2 separate regions of the Homo sapiens genome follow, and region 1 is linked to region 2. A link is an interaction called in ENCODE POLR2A ChIA-PET data of the cell type or tissue named here. Cell type or tissue: OCI-LY7. All regions are shown on one strand.

The links. Peaks named below come from ENCODE experiments on the same cell type or tissue, not always from the same donor. Only the 100,000 strongest peaks of a DNase experiment are listed, where the experiment ranks them.
Region 1: POLR2A ChIA-PET joins it to region 2 with 20 read pairs; 4 of 35 experiments call an interaction of 5 or more read pairs at or near these places.

What each region holds. Positions count from the first base shown.
Region 1 is chr3:169,946,710-169,950,709 of GRCh38, reverse strand. It overlaps the pseudogene FHL1P1. Among named protein-coding and RNA genes, the nearest start is that of SEC62, 18 kb to the left of the region's middle. In OCI-LY7, no CTCF peak of the experiment used is centred here; DNase peaks (open chromatin) are centred at 1,179, 1,529 and 1,940; H3K4me3 peaks cover 1,874 bases; H3K27ac peaks cover 3,563 bases.
Region 2 is chr3:170,126,566-170,130,565 of GRCh38, reverse strand. PHC3 (polyhomeotic homolog 3) reads left to right here. Exons shown (of 15, transcript NM_024947.4): 8 at 1,014-1,882. Among named protein-coding and RNA genes, the nearest start is that of PHC3, 53 kb to the left of the region's middle. In OCI-LY7, a CTCF peak has its summit at 1,324; DNase peaks (open chromatin) are centred at 685, 1,385 and 1,845; H3K4me3 peaks cover 3,422 bases; H3K27ac peaks cover 3,930 bases.

The DNA.
Region 1 (4,000 bases), 180 kb after region 2:
GACGGGCAGATCACGAGGTCAGGAGATTGAGACCATCCTGGCTAACACGGTGAAACCCCGTCTCTACTAAAAATACAAAAATTAGCCAGGCGTGTTGGCGGGCGCTTGTAGTCCCAGCTACTTGGGAGGCTGAGGCAGGAGAATGGCATGAACCCAGGAGGCAGAGCTTGCAGTGAGCCGAGATCGCACTACTGCACTCCAGCCTGGGGGGACAGAGCGGGACTCCCTCTCAAAAAAAAAAAAAAAAAAAAGAAAAAAATTTATTTGCGTTTTTTCCCTAGACTGCTAAGCAGAAAAAAGCTCTTATTCTTATCCATTATCCTAATTCTTAAAAACAAAGTCCTAATTTATGATTTCAGTATTTCAGTGACAGTAATCATAAGAAGTAACCTGATTAGACCATTCACTTTGCAAAATTCTCTGTAAGGGAAGCAGTACTTAGAATACCTAATGTGGATGTTGTTTGCCTGAAGAGTTGGTGGGTATAAATAAAGGCTGGTAAATAATGATTTTTTTAAATGCCTCTGGTATGAGAACAGTCATAAATCCTGGAATTAAGACATTTTCCCCATGACTTACACTCCCAGGACTAAAAATGTTGCCTTTTAGTCCTATTTAGAATTGTCTTTTGGATTTGCTGATAAACCCTCTCATGTCTGTATGACTTATACAATCAGATGTTGGCTGATGCATTCAGATCCCTGTGCTGTGAATATTTATTTATTTGCTTTCTCAATTAAATGAGTGGTTTTGGTGACAAACCACTGGTGTTAACACAAACAGCTAAGCTGATCATTTAGGAAAAGCTCAATATTAAAGGATTCTAAGTCCATTGTTAGGCTATGACAGTAACTCCAATCTCATTAACAATTAACCACTCGATCACCACCTAATTCATAAGAAAAAACTACCATGAATAAAAGTTCTTGACTGGGTGCAGTGGGCTCATGCCTATAATCCCAGAACTTTGGGAGGCCAAGGCGAGAGGATTACTTGAGCCCAGGGTTTTGAGACCAGCCTGGGTAACATGGGGAAACCCCTTCTCCACAAAAAAATGAAAAAATTAGCTGGGCCATGGTGGTGCATACCTGTGGTCCCAGCTACTTTTGAGGCTGAGGTGGGAGGTGGGAGGATTTCTTGAGCCTGGGAGGTGGAGCTTGCAGTGAGCGCCACTGCACTCCAGCCTGGGTGACAGAGTGAGACTCTGTGTAAAAAAAAACAAAAAACCACACACACACAAAACAAAAAAACACACACACACTTTCCTTCTGCTGTTTGGAAGGAAGCTATTTCTATTTATTCAGTGTTTGGGGACCTAAATATGTGTCTGAAAAGAAAATGTTGCTGTACTACAGGATGGTGATTGAAGTCCTGAAAATATCAGGAAACTGTTCTCATTTATTATTTGTCAAATAGCGCTTTCTGTAAACACTTGTAATCTCTGTTTTACAGGTGAAAGAAGACTGCAGCTGAGTTCTATTATCAAAGCAAAGTGCTGTACTGTACTTGAAATAACTCTAGCAAATACTGTGCTTCCTGCACAGAACCTGTTGGATTACTCACACAAATGTCAAAGAACAGGTTGACATTTTAGCAAGTTATCAGCCTGGCCCATATAAAAAAAGACATTTCTAGTTTTTACACTTTGCAGGGTTCAGAGAGCAGTTGAATGTTATTTTTAGTCTATGATCCAAAGCAGCTAATGACAGAGTCTACCTTAGAAGATAAACAGGCTTCTGATTTATAACACAAGGCTAATGGTAGATATTGTGTGATGTGTCCAGTTAAATTAACGAAATAGCTTTGCAACAGTGTGGAGTAAAGACTTAGGCTTAAAACAGAGAATTTGAGGATTGAGATAAGTCCAGAGAAGCAGCAGGATGGAGTGCAGATGCAAGAGAAAGGCTATGTCAATGCCATATTATAAATATAGCTCATAGACAGCATATCCTAGTGTGTGTCTGAAGAGGCCTGTGCCCTTGAGGAAAGGGGAGATTATGACCTTGTCCCCCAGTGTCATTTGCATAAATTCTTAGAGACCTTGGGGCAGTGAGTAGGAGACTGGTTGAGATGATTACTATAGGAAAATTGAATAACTTAAAGTATGGATATCTTACTGTTACAGGAAATGCTTAGGAGGTGAGGTACTCTGAATTTAGAATATGATGGCCTAAGGGATTCGGAGTCAAGAAGCAGGACATGGGATGAAGATACATCCACTGTCAAGCTGGTCATTACGACAGGGAGAAATAGCCCTCCACAGAGTGAGACTAGTGAGACTTGCAAGAATTGAATGATGGTCCCGTTGGACGAAACTCTTTAGGGTGAGTTTGCTTGTCTGGGAAAGACAGAACTCAGAGCCCTAATTGAGATGAACTGCAAGATGGGTTCAGCAGGAGAAAGTGGCTGGAAAGGGGGAGGGACCAGGAGCCAAATGGGTGACTATCTGCCAGGTGGTCTCCTGAGGGCACGCATCTTCCCTGGTGGTGTGACTAGAAAGAGGGAGTCCAAAGCACAGTCCCTTCTCCTCCACTTGGCACACATCAACACTTTCCTCTTTTCCTGTGAGCCAAGGTAGAAGGTCTGGTCCAGAATGGACGATATGGGTGGAGGGGTGAGTCAGTATTGTTTTTCATGTTGGTGGTTGGACTCAGTTTAAAAGATGGATGTCTTAGGGTAGTAGGTAGCATAGTTTTCCTAGCTTTGTTGTCACAGGTGATAGAAGCTGGACCATAAGTTAGGGTCACAGCTCCCTTGATTCTCCTTCTTCTTTGTTCTCCTTCCTCTTTCACAACTCTCTCTCCTAGGTACTTTTAGTCAGGCTGCAGATGGAATTCTGGGCGTTTGCTCCAGAGAGAATTTTCCTAGGTAGCTTTTGCGTTAAACAGACTTCATTATACATTTTGCTTTGCATGGGGCCTCTCTCTCCTGACACAGATACATGGGCCCCTTGTAGCCCACAGCCCCCAGTGTCACACATTAGTGGCACAGGCTTGGTTTTGACATTGGTTCAAGGTACCCAGTGAAGAGCACTTTCTGTAAGAACAGTTCAATGGCAGGACCCATAATGGTTATGAGCACGGAGGCCTCCAGTGCAGGAGCATCCGCAGTGGTTGCTGATCCCCAGAAGGGAGACGTACTCTCTTTCTTTTTGTGTTTCCAAAGGCAAAGGCATACTCTTAGGAGGCAGACAGAAAGATGTACAGTTAAGAAGTGGGGTTTTTAGGTTCTGTTAACAGCTGGTTTATTACCTTTTTTGGAACTTTCTCACCCTTTCTGCAGTGAAATAGGCTATTTCTCTATGTAGGAGTACACCTGTGGGGAAAAAAATGTGTGGAAACCTAGCTATTCCCCAAAAAGGAGCACAAAAAGAAGGACATCTGAGATTGCTGAATACTTTTCAGATGACAAAGAACTTAGAATGTTGAGAGGGGACTTACAGGGAATGGGCTGATAAAAGACTTGAGTGTCATCTAGTATTTACCCCTTTCTCCTCCAACTTGAGTTAGCTAAATACACACACACACACACACACACACACACACACACACACGAATATACCTGCTTATAATAAACGCTCTAATCAACAAATCTACTGGATCATAAGCTCTGCCAAGGTAGCGCCTGTGGTGTTCCCTTTTTATCCTTAGCCTGTAGCACCAGGCCTGGCACATAGATTCTTGGTAAATATCTACTGAGTGAATGAATTGTTGAACAGCTCGTAATGAAGAACTGATTCTGAGAATCTGTGGAATACTTCAAAAGAGAATGAATACAATGCATATATTAAAAGAGGAGGCAGTCTGCAGCCACTGCCACCTCCGCCACCGCCAGCTGTGCGGGTGAGCATCCCCAGGCAGCACGTTGGAAGTTGTTTTCAACCATATCCAGCCCTTGCCAAATACATCCTGTTTGTCACACATCCAAAGTGAGGTCCCTCCAGCTATAAGGTGGGCACCATGGCAGAGAAGTTTTTGACTGTCTCTACTGCAGGGACCCC
Region 2 (4,000 bases):
TTCTCTGCAAGCAAAACTAGTGTTTTCCTAGATTTGGAATGGCCCCTAAATTTGAGTTCTTAGTTACAGTGATTAATTAACTGTGCTACAGGATTCACACACGTCTTTTGCTTAATCACATTAGATTATTATACAAAATATTTTCTCTTCCTGGGTCAAATGATATATATACCCTCATCTCAGCTCAAAAATGGAAACTCATTTGGGAAGCTTTATAAGTAATTACCCTATTAGTTGGAAGCACGTTTAGATATGGATTAGAAAGGATGAGATCTTTATTTTATGAATTTTAATATAGTATTTTTATGATTTTGAAGTTATCTTTATATATGTTATACTTGTTCTATGATGATACTCCTCTTTTCCTGCAAAGAAGAAATTCAAGTGTATAAACTTTGCTAAAAGTTAATGTAGATATTCAGGTGACCTATAAAATATAATAAGAACAAACCATGTATAGATTCAGATTATTAAGTTTTAGGCAGTTTTCTTTTAGAACTTATCACAGTACAGTGTATTTTATGATATTTTCTAGTTTTCCAACTATAAATTGTCATTAAATATTCAGGCCAGGCGTGATGGCTCACGCTAGTAATCCCAGCACTTTGGGAGGCTGAGTTGGGAGGATCACTTCAGGTCAGGTTTCAAGACCAGCCTGGCCAACGTGGTGAAACCCCGTCTCTACTAAAAATACAGAAGTTAGCCGGGTGTGGTAGCGGGCACCTGTAATCCCAGCTACTCCGGAGGCAGAGACAGGAGAATCGCTTGAACCAGGGAGGTGGAGGTTGCAGTGAGCTGAGATCATGCCACTGCACCCCAGCCTGGGTGACAAGAGCAAGACTCTGTCTCAAAAAAAAAAATTTTTTTTTTTTCAAATTACTCTTGTTTGGAAAACTTGTAATAGAATTCTGATGATTATGACCTTCTGATAATGAACACTTTTTCCTTTAGAGTGATTTAAAAATTTCTGTATTTTTGAAATCAGTACTAATTGTCATTTTTTTCTCTCACAGCTTCATATTCTCCAATTCAGCCTCATTCTCTAATAAAACATCAGCAGATTCCTCTTCATTCACCACCTTCCAAAGTTTCCCATCATCAGCTGATATTACAACAGCAGCAACAGCAAATTCAGCCAATCACACTTCAGAATTCAACTCAAGACCCACCCCCATCCCAGCACTGTATACCACTCCAGAACCATGGCCTTCCTCCAGCTCCCAGTAATGCCCAGTCACAGCATTGTTCACCGATTCAGAGTCATCCCTCTCCTTTAACAGTGTCTCCTAATCAGTCACAGTCAGCACAGCAGTCTGTAGTGGTGTCTCCTCCACCACCTCATTCACCAAGTCAGTCTCCTACTATAATTATTCATCCACAAGCACTTATTCAGCCACACCCTCTTGTGTCATCAGCTCTCCAGCCAGGGCCAAATTTGCAGCAGTCCACTGCTAATCAGGTGCAAGCTACAGCACAGTTGAATCTTCCATCCCATCTTCCACTTCCAGCTTCCCCTGTTGTACACATTGGCCCAGTTCAGCAGTCTGCCTTGGTATCCCCAGGCCAGCAGATTGTCTCTCCATCACACCAGCAATATTCATCCCTGCAGTCCTCTCCAATCCCAATTGCAAGTCCTCCACAGATGTCGACATCTCCTCCAGCTCAGATTCCACCACTGCCCTTGCAGTCTATGCAGTCTTTACAAGTGCAGCCTGAAATTCTGTCCCAGGGCCAGGTTTTGGTGCAGAATGCTTTGGTGTCAGAAGAGGAACTTCCAGCTGCAGAAGCTTTGGTCCAGTTGCCATTTCAGACTCTTCCTCCTCCACAGACTGTTGCGGTAAACCTACAAGTGCAACCACCAGCACCTGTTGATCCACCAGTGGTAAGCCCTTGGAAGCTCTTTGACTTTCTTGCTGAACTGAAAGTAAAAACTATTTTTTCCCACACTATGTTTTATTGCAAGATCTAAATGCCTGTGAACTAAAAAAGCTTGAAATTTCCATGTGTCAGTATTCTGACAAACATGCTGTATGGGCAAAAAAAAAAAAATGCCATTGTTTGTTTAGTGTGGTTGCATGCTTTATAATTTGTGATGGTAATTAAAGTCCCTCGTTAATTTTATTACTATTTAAACAAATCCATCTGCTATCTTTACAGAGTTGATTTTTTTTCCCCAAGGGAATGCATTTGAACCAGTGTCATCTGCACAAAGTTTTTTCTCTTAAGGTGATTATCCTTCATAGATCCCTTCTGTTGGCTTGTATGTTCTCAAAACGTATGGTTTATCTAGCCTAACCCTTTTAGTTTTATGCATCCTAGAGTCTTGGGCTTTTAGGGGATTTTGTTTCAAGTTGGAGATATGCTTATATGATGTAGTTTTTTGGTAAAATTATACTTTGTAGTTGAAATTTTGTAAAAAAAAAATTATTCTAGGAGAGAGTCCAGCTTTGCCAAAAATTTAACTGTAGGCCATCTTATAGAATTATTAAACTTAATGGTTTGTTATTTCTACTAAGGAAAAATATGTACTTAAAATATTTCTCACTTAAAAATGTCAAAAAATCTTGGTAGATGAATTTAATACTGAGGATGAAAAAATCCATTTAGAGGAGTAAAAGTTTCGAATAATTGAGATTGTAGTGGGATTTTTAAGAATAAACCTCTAAAAACAATTGTTGCCTAGAAAGAAAAATTATCTTGAAAAATACTTTTCTTTAAACATTCTCTAAAAGACATTTTAAGATTTATAAAACTGAAATAAGGTCTCTAATTGTTTAGTCAGAAGGATCAAATTCATAATTTGTAACTGAGGAGAAGAATCTTCCTAAAGGGAGGTTTTGTATTACACCTCATCCAAGAGATTTTATCACCTAAAAGCTAATAAATATTAGCTCAGAAAGGAGTTTCGAAGTATTTTTTATTATTAATACTTGTTTTTTCTTTTCATACTTGGATTATCCTCAATGTTCTTTAATGAAAAGTATTTTGGTTCTCATGATACAAATGTATAGATTTTTGTATTCTTGTCATTCTTACTGATCTTAATAGGCACAGAGATTGAATTATACCTTCTGTAAATTTTTATTAAAAGCAGAACTTGGCTGGGTGTAGTGGCTCACGCCTGTAATCCCAGCACTTTGGGAAGCTGAGGTGGGCAGATCACCTGAGCTGAGGAGTTCGAGACCAGCCTGGCAAACAGGGTGAAACCCTGTCTACACAGAAAAATACAAAAATTACCCGGGAGTGGTGGCCATGCCTGTAATCCCAGCTACTCGGGATGCTGAGGCAGGAGAATCTCTTGAACCTGGGAGGTGGAGGGTGCAGTGGGCCGAGATTGCGGCCTGGGCAACTGAGCGAGACTTTGTCTCAAAAAAAGGAAAGAAAAATTTTTAAAAAGTTTATCATTCAGTTATCATGTCTATATTTTCTTTCAATAGATTTTTGGAGTTTACTATGGATATTGTAACAAAAACAGGGGTATAGGAAGCGTACAGCACCTTCAAAAAATTTTTAATTTAAATTACTTTCTCACTACCTAGTTCAGTGATTTGGTTTTTAACCAGTAAAAAATAAGGCAGTTTCCAGGCAGGGCATAATAGAAAAGAAAAAAAATACAATTTAAAAATAAAAACAAACAAAAAAAAACTTCTTTATAGTCCTTATATATTTTTAATTGTTTATGTTAGGGGAAGCTATAGAGGAACAAATTTGGGATAGAAATATAAGGCTGGGTGTGGTGCCTCACACCTCTAATCCCAGCACTTTGGGAGGCCAAGGCAGGTGGATCACCTGAGGTCAGGAGTTCAAGACCAGCCTGGCCAACATAGAGAAACTCATCTCTACTAAAAATACAAAAATTAGCTGGGCATGGTGGCGAATGCCTGTAATCCCAGCTACTTGGGAGACATAGGCACAAGAATGGCTTGAACCCGTGAGGCAGAGGTTGCAGTGAGCTGAGATCGTACCACTGCACTCCAGCCTGGGTGACAGAGTGAGACTC